3 separate regions of the Mus musculus genome follow, and regions 1 and 3 are each linked to region 2. A link is a contact called in ENCODE Hi-C or POLR2A ChIA-PET data. All regions are on one chromosome and are shown on one strand. Each heading gives the region's core, a stretch centred on a gene start or an enhancer-like site at or near the end of the contact. The rest is flanking DNA. Distances are from core to core; before and after follow the strand shown.

Region 1 (4,392 bases), core at 718-3,217, 170 kb before region 2:
CCCACCACAATGACCTTTCTAAGATAAGCTGCTGCTCTCTGAGATACGAGAAAGCAAGGTGTCACCTTTGTTGTCTCTATGATGCTATCTGTGACTTTTAATGTAGAGTGTCTGGACCTAATACAGAGTCTCACTGGCCCAGACATCATGAAAGGGATACAACTCCCTGGATGCTATGCAGCCAAATGGTTGGGTTTGTGTGTTTTGGAATTGAATGACTTGGTTCAAATCCTATACTCTGATTGCCTAGCCGACCATGCAACCTACTTATACTCAAAGCCTCAGTTTCTTCAATGTAGGATTCACATTAAAAACTGAGATGGTAAACACATTGTATGTAAGGTGCTCGGAGGCTGGGGATGTAGCTCAGTGACAGAGCATGATTCCTGCCCAGCCAATGTTCATCAGATGTTCATTACTTACTATTGCGTCTTTAACTAGGAGTCTCAGACAATCCACACAAAACTTCAGAACATCAAATGTGCATTGCCTTCATCTGCTGGCTTACACACTCACTCAGTAGACAGATGTGGGCTGATGGCTGGTGCTGTGTGGGGCTCTGTGTTGGACGCTGCATGAAATCCTCTTCTTGGAACCACCTTTACTGAGACTGTGGCTCAGTGCTCAGACCAATGGCTCCATCTCATTGGCTTCCTTACTGTTTAGTGTGTGCAGGTTTGTCCCTGTGTGTACCAAAGAGAAGATGTATGCTTGTGTGAAGTGAATAGTTGAGGCAAGGCTGAGTGTGTGACACAACCCCACTCAGATGAATTCCCTGAGCTCATACTCTGAAGGAATCAGCCACGCTCCCACAACAGGAATGGAAGTGGGAGGGAATTTCAGGCACTGGGATGGCAATTAGTAAAATATCCCAAACTGCCTTACAATGATGGCATATAATTCAGCAACAGTGAAAAGAACGTGTAGTCAAACTTGACACCTCTAGAAGACCTCTTTTTTTAAAAAATGATCTGATTTATTTTTATTTCATATGCATTAGTGTTTTGCCTGCACATATGTCTGTGTGAGGGTATTGGATACCCTAGAACTGGAGTTATAGACAGCTTCGAAGTACCATGTGGATGCTGGGAATTGAACTAGGTTTCCCCCCAGAAGATCTCTTATGAACATCTTTATTACTTATAGAAGAAGAAACTCAAGTTGATTTTCTATGAATTCTACAGAAAGAAAAGACCATGTCCTCCTGACATATTCTTACCTCATGCCCACAACTGTCCCAAGATGGAGAAACGCCAAGGTCTACTTCCCTAGCACAGCCTCATCTTCAAGCACAGCAAGCTAACTTAACGGCCCAGTGACGCCTTCCTCTGTTGAGCTGCCACAAGGCTTCCCACACAGGGCTCTGGGAACAGTCAGGCAGAGGATGCTCTGATGAGCAGGGACAACAACAGAGTCTGTCTCCTATTTGTGAAGGGAAGCTGCCTGCCAAGCCATCCAGCATGAGTGTGGCTGACCCACGAGGTTGAACATTTCTCTGCACAAAGGACCAGAGAGATGGGGCCCCTGCCTCCCGTTATTATGTGTACTCGGGGTTTTTTGTTTTGTTTTTGTTTTTGGAGGGAGAGGAAAGGAAGACATAAAAGAGTAGAAGATTTGACATATCCTGGCTCTACTGCTTCTCAACTTGCTTCTAATCGATCCTGAGCCGCTTTTGGATTCAAGAGATGTGTTATTTTCTGCTACAGGGAGCACAAAGTCCAGTAGTCTTGTTACAATATGCATTTTTTTTAAATTGGCCTTTGCCTCCAGTTGCTGGCACAGAGCTCCTAAGGACCCTGGGATTTCCTGAGTGATAAGTATGTCTGTTGTTATTCATAACAAGCCTCCTTCCATAGCACTTGAATTTATAACAGGCAGAATGGAGGGGGTGGGGCTAGACAGCTTCCAAATGCAGTTGGTCAGAAGACCAGAGGATTGTAGGCTTGGAATGTGGAGACTCACCCAGTGATCTCCAGGAAAAGGGTGGTGGTAGCTAGAGATTGTGTTCTGTAACAAACATTCAGTGATAAGATTTGGTGAGTTTCAGGGTTAGTGAACAGACGGAGGTACTGGGAGGACAGTGTGTCAGGAAAAACATGGACTTCTGGCTCACTCATATACTGTTCTACACGTCAGTTTTCCCCTAGCTATTCCTATGTTCTATCCTTGCTCATGAATTGATAAGTTTAAGCATAAATCCTGTGATTTAGTCTAACAAATTATCAAATGCCAAGTAGGTGGTCACGGAAACCATGTAAGAAGTGATCAACAAGTGGAGTGGGGGCAGACCCGAGGGACCGCACCCTTCTTCTATGGAATCTGAAGTTCCCTCTAGGCAGTGTCTTGATGTAAACATGAGGATGGAAACTATCAGTATGGAGAGTATCCAGGACTGCCACTGGAGCCTCAGGGCAAAGTCTTGGCTTAGGGAGTCTCAGAGACCGGACTGGTCAAGTAAAGAGATGAGTAATGGCAAAAAATAGGGAAAGGAGATGGGACAATATGCCACACGCTATGGCACATGATATGGCAGACGATATTGCACACAGTTTGGCATATGATGATATGGCACACAGTATGACCCCCACACTATGGCACATGATATGGCAGACGATATGGCACATACTATGGCACATGATATGGCACACAATGATATGGTACATGATATGGCACACAGTATGGCACATGATGATATGGCACACAGTATGGCACACTGGGGCCAGGAAGTGCATAGTGGGGCTTAGTGACTCAAGTGCATCTTCAAGGAACTGCTATGGGATTTGGGCTGGAATACATTTAGAACTGGGGCAGGGGCAAGAACTGTGCATAACCAGACAGTCTTCCTATCCTGGTTCTTCAGGGAGTGGCCCTGCTCCAGGATGTAGCCTTACCACTATGACAATTACCCTCACTTTGAGGAGTGGTCCGTCTGCTACCTGAGGCTTGCAGAGGTCAGGCAGGTAGGGTTGGTTCCTTGTCAGAAAGGTCTGACCCGCCGTTCCTAGAATCCAAGGTGACTGCAGGTTTAGGACAGTAACTGGAGAACTTCAGGTGACATTTAGGGGACTGGAACAGGACACTGTTAATACTGCTGATGAGTTAAAGAAAGAGATACAGAGCAAAGGCAGAGATGTCCAGCTTCTGTCCTCTTTTTACTTACTTTTCTGGTTTAGGGGAAGCATCAGTGCTTTGTAGCTAAGGCAGTTTTGAAGTGCAGATTACAGTATTCACTACGAATATAGAACTTCTAACTAGAAATGGACCCAGAAGACAAACTTACAAGTTGACAAGGAGGAGGGGTCTTCATTTAAAATATCCTAAATCACTGCTGGGTGTGGTGTCGCATGCTTTTAATTCAGCCCTACTGTGGAAGTAGAGACAGGTGAGTTTCTGTGAGTTCAAAGCCAAACTGATCTACATAGTTCTAGGGCATGGACTCAGTCTCAATAAAATAAATAATTCTAAAACCAAAGTTGTTCTATTTGTTAGTTTCATAGATGAAATTATGCTGTTTTAGTACCTGGGCATACCATTCAGAGTTAGGTCACCTTGGCCTAACTCTGGCGGCTGAGTCGCCGAGGTCAATTCCACTGAGACTGTCACTGTGTCAATCTGTTAAATGGAACAGTTGGACATGGTGGCCTCCCTTCATCTTTGTGTATGTGCTGGAATGGAGTCAAAGGATTTCCCCCAATCCTGGACACTGAAAAAACTTGGGCCTTATATTGCTGTATCTCAGCCACTTCACAATAAAGCCTTAGGTTTACTAGAACTGTTTATCAAAATAAAATAAAATAAAATAAAATAAAATAAAATAAAATAAAATAAAATAAAATAAAATAAAACAATCCAAGAAGACTGCTGGGAAAACGTAGTCTACTCTTCCCTAAATTACAAAATGTGCACCTGAATTCAGAGGGCTCACAAGCAGTAACCTTGAATTCAGAGAGTCACTCCAAGCGTGAAAACATACTAGGTGCTGCTGCTTACACCAGCATACGCTGTCCTCGTGGGTCTGCAGGAAGAGAAGCCACACAACTTCGTGTGGAGATCTCTCTTCTCCTCAGTAATGTTCCTGGAGGGTTGGAACAATACCTGACCCTTGATGAGATGGCCTAAGGTTAGGGACCCCCTATAAAACACCTTCCCAGAGAAAGAACCACAGCAAACAGAGACCAGAGGAAAGACATAGAGGATGTGGGGGGCAGGGACGTGGGTTTGTACTGGGAAGAACATGGTGGGTACCAAAGCAGGACAACGGACTTCAAGTCTGTCCGGTGAGGCTTTTACTGAGACAGGCATGAAAACTGGGCTGGGGATATAGGTGGAAGGCTCACCTAGCATGAACGAAGCCCAGGGTTCAAGCCCTAGTACCATGTAAAATGGATATGG
Region 2 (4,370 bases), core at 664-3,163:
ATGGAAATATTGTTACGTCTGGTGTCTGATTCACCATCTGGAAATACTTACAACCATGAAGTCAAATAGAAAAGACGCCACAACAGAAGCCAGGAACCCTCCTCTCCATTCTGTTTCTCCAGCGCCTCCTTCTACCCTGTTCCTTGCCTTCTCCACCCTCACCCCCTACCCTCCCGAGCTTCCCTAAGATGGAAACAATGAACTGTGCGCAGGAGGAACTGTTCTCTAATAAATCGGCCAGCCGAGGGGACCAGGCCTAGGCTTTGCTTTCATTATTTGCATAACACTTGACAACCCATTGTCTTTAAAAGTCCCCACCCCCAGAAAGCCTTGGAGAACCTACCGCCTCTAGCAAATTCCTCCAGGACTTACGAAAGGGCGCTTTTGAATGAATGAACTTAACTCTTTCCAGTAACAGCTGTCTTCACTGGAGTGTGCGCAACAGCCTCTCCTTCTCACTGGAGTCATTCATAGAACAGGCAACGCAGGAGGCTCTCTTAAGCAAGATCGCGAAGCTGCAAAGGCAGAGAGGCCCTAAATATTAAAAATGAAGAAAAGCTATCCCAGTTTATGAATGGCATTAATAACCCCAAATAGGGTCTTGTGTGGGAGGGGTGTCTTCAGTTGTATGTTTAATAAGATCTTAAAACCCAACTTCCTCTATTACAGTGTTGCCTTCTAAATCCCTCATGTCTCGGAACTTGGAGGGAGCCACTGCACTACCCTTGAAAAAGAAGGCTTCTAAGTGATCCAAAACAAAGGAGTTAAACACATGGACGGGCCCAGACACACACACACACACACACACACACACACACACACTCACACACACGGGGGGGGGGCAAACAAATACACACAGCGAGACACATAGGGGGCGGTGGGGGAGGGTGTCTGCAAACACCCCGAGTCTTTTTTCCAGCTATCCACAGGGCACAATGGTCCTGTTAGAATCTGTTTTGTCCCGGTAGCTTTTGCACCTGGTGATTTCAGGACAAGTCACTCCACGGTGGTCTCCTCCGCTTCTGCTTTGGCTGCTCAGTTTCCACCGCCGCCAGTCCAGGGAGAGAGGCCAGGAGGGTTGACCCGGCCTCCGGCATCCGTGAGGAAGTGGACGTCAGGCTCCGGGAGAACTCTGCACTCGTTTCCTCTTGGATTTCCAATGCAGGCAGTGGGCTGGAACTAAAACTGGGAACCTCCAAAAACAAACAAGTACAACATACCAAAAAAAAGGGGGAGGGATGAGGGAAGACCTCTGGCTGGAAATATGCCAGCGAAGAGGGAAGCTTCCCTCCCCCCCCCCATTCATAAATGCCACTCCGGGTATTAATTTGCAATACACTTCTCTTGGCTAATAAACATCATGCCAAAGCTTTGGGACTTGATCCGAGCATGCCTCTTTGAAGTCCACAAATAGATCCCTGGCTTAGAAACCAACTCCCCCTCCCCTTTGGACTCTCAGTAGATAACTTTACTCTCACCTTGGTTGTAAACAAGCAAACAGCTCGCTGCCTTTCCCGGTAGGCATCACCAAACAAAACCACTTTTGTTCCTCTGTCTCCCGCCCTCCCATGTCTAGGCAAAGATCTGAAGGGTTCACACCAACACATACACCACGCCCCCCCCCCCCATATACCCTCTTCAATCAAAATCATCACCCTCGCGCCCCAAGCATCCCGCCCTCCCCAAAGGAAGTTGTTATTTAAAGTGGAAAAAAACGAACTTTTTTTTCTCTCTGATGGATCTGAGAAGAGGGGGGAAAAGGTGCAACGGAGCCAGGGGAGGTGCTTGGCAGCAGCCCGCGCCAACCAACATTCCTGAGATGTTTGAGAATTCTAGAACGCGCCGACAGAGCTACGTCACTGCAACACGCGGCGCCTAGGCAGGCATTATAAAGGGCGGGCTCCCGGCGCTGGGGCAGACCGTGAGCGAGAGCGCCCCAGAGAAGCGCCTGCAATCTCTGCGCCTCCTCCGCCAGCACCTCGAGAGAAGGACACCCGCCGCCTCGGCCCTCGCCTCACCGCACTCCGGGCGCATTTGATCCCGCTGCTCGCCGGCTTGTTGGTTCTGTGTCGCCGCGCTCGCCCCGGTTCCTCCTGCGCGCCACAATGAGCTCCAGCACCTTCAGGACGCTCGCTGTCGCCGTCACCCTTCTCCACTTGACCAGACTGGTGAGTTGGATTTTTTTTTTTAACCACTGCTTCCCGGTCTGCCCTCATCGATTCCTTTCCCCGGGCCATGATCTTTCACCGCAGGGAAAGTTAGACTGAAAAGTTCGGAGGTAGCTGTTGCTTTATGCCCAGGGGGCCTCTTCCTGGGACGCAGCCGCTGGGGTGGTCAGGCTGCCGGGACGCGATCGAGACACTTCTGGTGGACGGAGCCCCACAGCCAGACCTAGGCTCAGGGCAGTTTACGTGCCTCCCCGAGCAATGCAAAGCAATCTCACGCGCTTCTCCCTCTTGCAGGCGCTCTCCACCTGCCCCGCCGCCTGCCACTGCCCTCTGGAGGCACCCAAGTGCGCCCCGGGAGTCGGGTTGGTCCGGGACGGCTGCGGCTGCTGTAAGGTCTGCGCTAAACAACTCAACGAGGACTGCAGCAAAACTCAGCCCTGCGACCACACCAAGGGGTTGGAATGCAATTTCGGCGCCAGCTCCACCGCTCTGAAAGGGATCTGCAGAGGTAAGAGGCTTGTGGTTTGGCCCCTTTAAAAAAAATAATAGTCCCCATAGTCCAGAAGTTTAGTAATTTTGAGACCATGTATGGTGGACGCTTTGTTGATGGTAGCTTGGCAGAAAGGCACATGATTTCAGCAGTCTGGAATGCAATTCAGAGTGTCTGGGCCCAACGAAAAGCGCATACGGAAAAGTGATTCCTGACTAACTTATTGTTCAGCTCTGGAGTCTCGGGGGAACTGTAGGGAACTTTACCATACATTGAATTGAACAGCGGAAAATATGTATGAGTTTCAGCCTGTGGCGGCGAATCTTAACCTTCTCCTCTCTCTCTTTTGGTCGTCTTTGCAGCTCAGTCAGAAGGCAGACCCTGTGAATATAACTCCAGAATCTACCAAAACGGGGAAAGCTTCCAGCCCAACTGTAAACACCAGTGCACATGTATTGATGGCGCCGTGGGCTGCATTCCTCTGTGTCCCCAAGAACTGTCTCTCCCCAATCTGGGCTGTCCCAACCCCCGGCTGGTGAAAGTCAGCGGGCAGTGCTGTGAAGAGTGGGTTTGTGATGAAGACAGCATTAAGGACTCCCTGGACGACCAGGATGACCTCCTCGGACTCGATGCCTCGGAGGTGGAGTTAACGAGAAACAATGAGTTAATCGCAATTGGAAAAGGCAGCTCACTGAAGAGGCTTCCTGGTAAGTGGATATAGAGTCCTTAAGACACTGTGCAGAAATGCTTTCTTGGTCTGCAACTTTGTAGAAACCAGTGTGTGTATGCAAGCATCTAAGAAGCCTTCCATTTCCTTTATCTTTCTAGTCTTTGGCACCGAACCGCGAGTTCTTTTCAACCCTCTGCACGCCCATGGCCAGAAATGCATCGTTCAGACCACGTCTTGGTCCCAGTGCTCCAAGAGCTGCGGAACTGGCATCTCCACACGAGTTACCAATGACAACCCAGAGTGCCGCCTGGTGAAAGAGACCCGGATCTGTGAAGTGCGTCCTTGTGGACAACCAGTGTACAGCAGCCTAAAAGTAAGTTTCTTTCAGGGCTTGACCGTGATGACCCCACAGGTGGGTGGGATATGAGCCTCTGTTCAAAAAAGAAAAAAAGAAAAGTCCATGATATATCTGAAAAGAAATTGTCTTTATGAAGCCCAACACTATGTACAGTGGTTAAAAGCATACCTCCAAACAAACAAACAAACAAAAACAAAAAAACAACAATCCTCATTCTTGGCTTTCTTTTGTTCTTTCTTCCAGAAGGGCAAGAAATGCAGCAAGACCAAGAAATCCCCAGAACCAGTCAGATTTACTTATGCAGGATGCTCCAGTGTCAAGAAATACCGGCCCAAATACTGCGGCTCCTGCGTAGATGGCCGGTGCTGCACACCTCTGCAGACCAGAACTGTGAAGATGCGGTTCCGATGCGAAGATGGAGAGATGTTTTCCAAGAATGTCATGATGATCCAGTCCTGCAAATGTAACTACAACTGCCCGCATCCCAACGAGGCATCGTTCCGACTGTACAGCCTATTCAATGACATCCACAAGTTCAGGGACTAAGTGCCTCCAGGGTTCCTAGTGTGGGCTGGACAGAGGAGAAGCGCAAGCATCATGGAGACGTGGGTGGGCGGAGGATGAATGGTGCCTTGCTCATTCTTGAGTAGCATTAGGGTATTTCAAAACTGCCAAGGGGCTGAT
Region 3 (4,213 bases), core at 520-3,019, 240 kb before region 2:
TCTTAATGGGGGAATAATTTAATGCTGAAGATATATGAAGCAATTTACTGATAAATTCTACTGAGGGTTTCTCTTAAAACAAATGCCTTAACAGATTACCAGTACTACCTCAGGAGGACCCTTCCAATTAATTTAGCCTCCTTGTTATCATCCTGGCCTCCTTGTTATCATTTTGTGGCAAATTATAAACCATGCTGTAAGAAATGACTTTTAATAATGAACTGGATATACACACATGGAGCTGTGAACAGTGCTGTCCCACTCAAAAACCAAAAGCTTCATATATCTGGGTCTCTCTCTCTCTCTCTCTCTCTCTCTCTCTCTCTCTCTCTCTCTCTCTCTCTCTCTCTCTCTCTCCCTCTCTCCCTAAATGATTTTAAAACAGTAACTGTAGATAATAGACAAGCAACCCTTCTTTTTCATAGAAGAGACACAGGGGGTTGATTATTTTGGACTTGCAGTATGTCTGCCATGTTAGCTGAGGACCAGGCTCCCCTTTCCTGTCCAAAGGGTTCATTTGCATTGCCTGTGTGCTGTTATTGACTGGTGAGATGGTTTGCCATTCACTTATAGCTGCGTCCAGGACACACACACACACACACACACACACACACACACACACACACACACGATACAGTGAATTTGCTGTTTAGAGGCGGGTGAATGGTGCAGGGATCACAACTCTTCATGGTGTGTTCTTATATGTGTGCATTTCTGTGTGTGTGTGTGTCTGTGTATTCATATAGATGCGTGAGTGTGTATGTGTGTATGTATGTGTGTGCATTTGTGTGGCAATGGTGTGTGCATGTGTGTTACCAAAAGGATGAACTGACACTGGGCACCCTGGCAGGATAACACTTCAAAGGGCCCAGGCTCCCGGAGAACAAGCAGAGGTGACAGTAACCGACAGGCTTTCTCTTCCCTTCTTGGACACTCAGTCTTGGGGAAAGATGAACATGATCCTAAGCATCCCAAGAATGTGACTGCTGGGCTGACTTCCAGGATTTTCCTTTTCTTAAGAAGGATGGAGGAAGTGGCTTTGTTCCAGAGTTCTTGGTAAAATGTCTGTGTAGCAGTAAGGACTGAACTTCCTGCTTGTCATAGCACCCAGCACCAAAACGGAAGCAGAAAGCACCTAAACTCTCTCTGTGCGTCAGCAAATTCCTCCTGGAGCAGCTTCCTCTGTATCCCCAGAGGCCTCAGGTTCAACTGGGAAAAGTCCACCTAAGTGCCACGCTATCCAGCCTGTGGGGGGTGGGGGTGGGGAAGATTTCAGAGGCAGGCTACATTCCAAATGTTGTCTCTGACTTTTGTCAGTGGAATTATTATTCTACTTTGAGTAACCAAATCAGAATGGTGATAATTGGGTCTGGAAGCTATTGATGTCTGGACCAACTCAACAGGCTTCACAGAGTGCCTGTCCCCTTGGGGCCAGCCACAAGGACCAAGTCAGGTGGTATGCAAATAGACAGATGCAAGGATATTCTAAGTGTTGCCTGCTGGAGGTGACAATCTGTAATTCAAGCATGGTGCCAAGCATGGGGAGGGTGGAGTCTACCTCTCTTATCGCAGGCACCTTCTTAACCCAGAAGGCACACAGTCCTAGAGAGAAAGGGGCTCTGGGCATCTCTGGGGCCACAGCAGCATCCTTGGATCTCTCAAAGCTGCTTTCTTGGAGGGCCTGGCCTGGCTCCCCTGAGTGGAGTTGCCACAAAGCAATGGGAACCAGTGGGAACACGCTGGCTTTCAGCCTGACACTCTATGCACAGCCAGTCACATTAAGCAGGCATTTCCGGCTGTTTCCCACATTTCTGGGAATTTTCTCATTGAAAGGATTGGAAGGCAGCCCTATTCTTCTGCTTCTTACTCATGCCTTCTTTGTATTACAGCAATTACATTAAAAAAAAAATCCTGGGCCGAGTGGTTGGACAGAACAACTTAAGGCTTAATTGGTCAAATACTGAGGCAAAGAGATAAAGAAGGCATTTAAAGATGGTTAGGAAATATTCCAAGCACATTTTTGGCTTGCTCATAATTGATCTTTCCATGATAGATATGTATGTACCCATCTTAACACAGTAAAATGAAATCAATATTAAAAGCAAGTAATTATAGACTCCACCAAGAGATACAGGACCCAACGCACAATCACTTCTCATTGCTACTAGGTAGCTGAAATAACTCTTTATTGGTTTATCATGCATCAGGAGTTTTATTGAAAGCCTAGCAATATATGGCAGTCTCCAAATCCTGGCCATCCTTTTAGGGCTCAGCCAGTATAACTGGATAATATTATAAATTGCTAACATGGCTTCACATTTCATGGGCTCTCACAGCTGGGCTTGGAATGAACACATTCTGAGAGCCATGTCTCTAGTTAAATAAATGACTGTACTGAGGATTAGAACCCGAGCGAGCTCTCTACCATGAAGCTAGGTCTCCTGTCCGCGGCTGTGTGCCATGTTTGCTTGTTTTTGAGACAGGCTCTCATCTCATAACTTTTGCTGTTCTACTCGCGGTGACCTGTCTGCATCTGTAAAGTGCTGGCAATAAAGCTGTGTGACACCACACTTGGCTTGGATGTGTGTTATTTTATTTTGTTTTATTTTAATATTTTGAGTCAGGGTTTCTCTGTGTAGTCCTGGAAATTCACTCTGCAGACCAGCCTGGCCTCAAACTCAGGCATCAGCCTGCCTCTGCCTCCCAAGTGCTGGGATTAAGGACATGCACCACCACCTGACTTCAGATATGTAATACGTATATACACACATATATACACATATATGTATATGTATATATGTACATGTATATATGAGTACACTGTAGCTGTCTTCAGACACACCACCAGAAGAGGGCATCATATCCCATTACAGATTGTGAGCCACCATGTGGTTGCTGGGAGTTGAACTCAGGACCTCTGGAAGTGGTCAGTGTTCTTAACCACGGAGCCATCTCTCCAGCTCCCAGATGTGTATTTTTATAAATAATATTTTTTACTCATTCTTTGAGGATTTCCTAGTAGTATACAATGTGTTTTGGTTACATCCATCTCCACACCCCTCTTCCACCTTTTCCCCAACACGCTCCTCTTCGAATTTTACTTTATTTCGAAAAAATATAGACCCCACCAAATCCAATTGGTGCTACCCATATGGGCATGAGTGTGGAGCCAACCACTGGATCATGGGCTACCTCCCAACGGCCACTCTCAAAGAAAAATGACTCTTCACTCTGGAGCAGCCATCAACTGTCAATGGCTCCTCAGCCAGCCGTGGGACCCAGGAGCTCGCCTCATCTATGCTGGGAAGCTGGCTGGCTTGAGCTCCTACAGGCAGCCGCAGCTCTGTGTCCCGAAGGCAGCATCCCACAGCACTGGTCCCCATCCTCCTCACAGTCTCCCTGCTCCCTCTTCACTGTTCCTGAACCCTGGTGGGATGGTGATGCGTCTCATAGAGGGCTGTGCACTCACAATCATGGTTTCCGTACGTCTACTGGTTCTGCCTTAACTGTGGCCTGACGTGGGAAGTAGCCCGTTCTTTCTGCTCTCCTGGGTGCAGACAAAGCAACGTACAGAAAGGAAGGGCTGGGTTTTGGCTCTCAACCAAAGCACAGAAGGCAAGGTACAGCTCTGCTCAGGTGTAACCAAAGCCAGGTAGCAGGGGGAGGTGAGTGCTGGTGCTCAGTCCTAGTCTCCCCCCAAAGCCAGGCAGCAGGGGGAGGTGAGTGCTGGTGCTCAGTCCCAGTCTCCCCCCAAAGCCAGGCAGCAGGGGGAGGTGAGTGCTGGTGCTCAGTCCCAGTCTCCTTTGCACACAGTCTGAGACCTGATCCTATCAATCAGTGCCTCCCACATTCAGGGTGGGTCTTCCTGCTCTGTTAAACCTTTCTGGAGGCACTCTCAGATTCATCCAGACATATGTTTCCATGGTGATTCTAAATCCTACTACGTTGACAAGATTAACTGTCCCAGTAACCTAAATCCCACCATCAAAGATTTAATCTCTTGGGTTTTGGAGGCAGCTGATCTTTAAGCATCGTTCTTGGTCAGAGAGAATGGAAAACATTCAGCTTGTGTTTGTGGGTGTGTGTATTCTCTTCCTCTTTTCAATTTGTTTCTCACCACGACCCTCCCTGTGTATGTGGTGATGTCATCTCTCTCTTCATGTGAAAGTAAGACAAGTGCAGAGAAATTCACTAATACGTCCAGGGTCACTCA

What was found. Hi-C counts contacts between places; a loop is a spot of excess contacts on that map. ChIA-PET counts read pairs that join two places held with the same protein, here RNA polymerase II (POLR2A).
Region 1: POLR2A ChIA-PET joins it to region 2 with 13 read pairs in Patski. The contact joins the enhancer-like site here to the promoter of Ccn1 in region 2. A Hi-C loop is called at or near these places in 1 of 37 maps with a recorded cell type or tissue (left cerebral cortex). POLR2A ChIA-PET finds 5 or more read pairs at or near these places in 2 of 5 experiments (Patski and embryonic stem cell).
Region 3: a loop to region 2 is called in a map of heart, with 2.2 times the contacts of the local background. The contact joins the enhancer-like site here to the promoter of Ccn1 in region 2. A Hi-C loop is called at or near these places in 1 of 37 maps with a recorded cell type or tissue (heart). POLR2A ChIA-PET finds 5 or more read pairs at or near these places in 4 of 5 experiments (Patski and embryonic stem cell).

The regions. Positions count from the first base shown.
Region 1 is chr3:145,814,491-145,818,882 of GRCm38, reverse strand. All of the region lies in intron 1 of Ddah1 (dimethylarginine dimethylaminohydrolase 1), which reads right to left. Among named protein-coding and RNA genes, the nearest start is that of Ddah1, 58 kb to the right of the region's middle. Within about 2 kb of position 1,967, at least 1 of the 3 ENCODE cell types and tissues checked has a DNase peak (open chromatin) inside an H3K27ac peak, as active enhancers do.
Region 2 is chr3:145,647,528-145,651,897 of GRCm38, reverse strand. It overlaps Ccn1 (cellular communication network factor 1), which reads left to right and starts at 1,913. Exons shown (of 5, transcript NM_010516.2): 1 at 1,913-2,168; 2 at 2,463-2,676; 3 at 3,021-3,365; 4 at 3,487-3,701; 5 at 3,930-4,370. The coding sequence starts at 2,106. The coding sequence ends at 4,232. Gm17501 (a long non-coding RNA gene) reads right to left here and starts at 1,821. Exons shown (of 3, transcript XR_003954574.1): 1 at 978-1,821; 2 at 1-515.
Region 3 is chr3:145,883,112-145,887,324 of GRCm38, reverse strand. The region is part of intron 4 of Ddah1 (dimethylarginine dimethylaminohydrolase 1); the gene reads right to left. All of the region lies in intron 1 of Gm35187 (a long non-coding RNA gene), which reads left to right. Among named protein-coding and RNA genes, the nearest start is that of Gm35187, 5.5 kb to the left of the region's middle. Within about 2 kb of position 1,769, at least 1 of the 3 ENCODE cell types and tissues checked has a DNase peak (open chromatin) inside an H3K27ac peak, as active enhancers do; it is heart, where a contact is called at or near this core.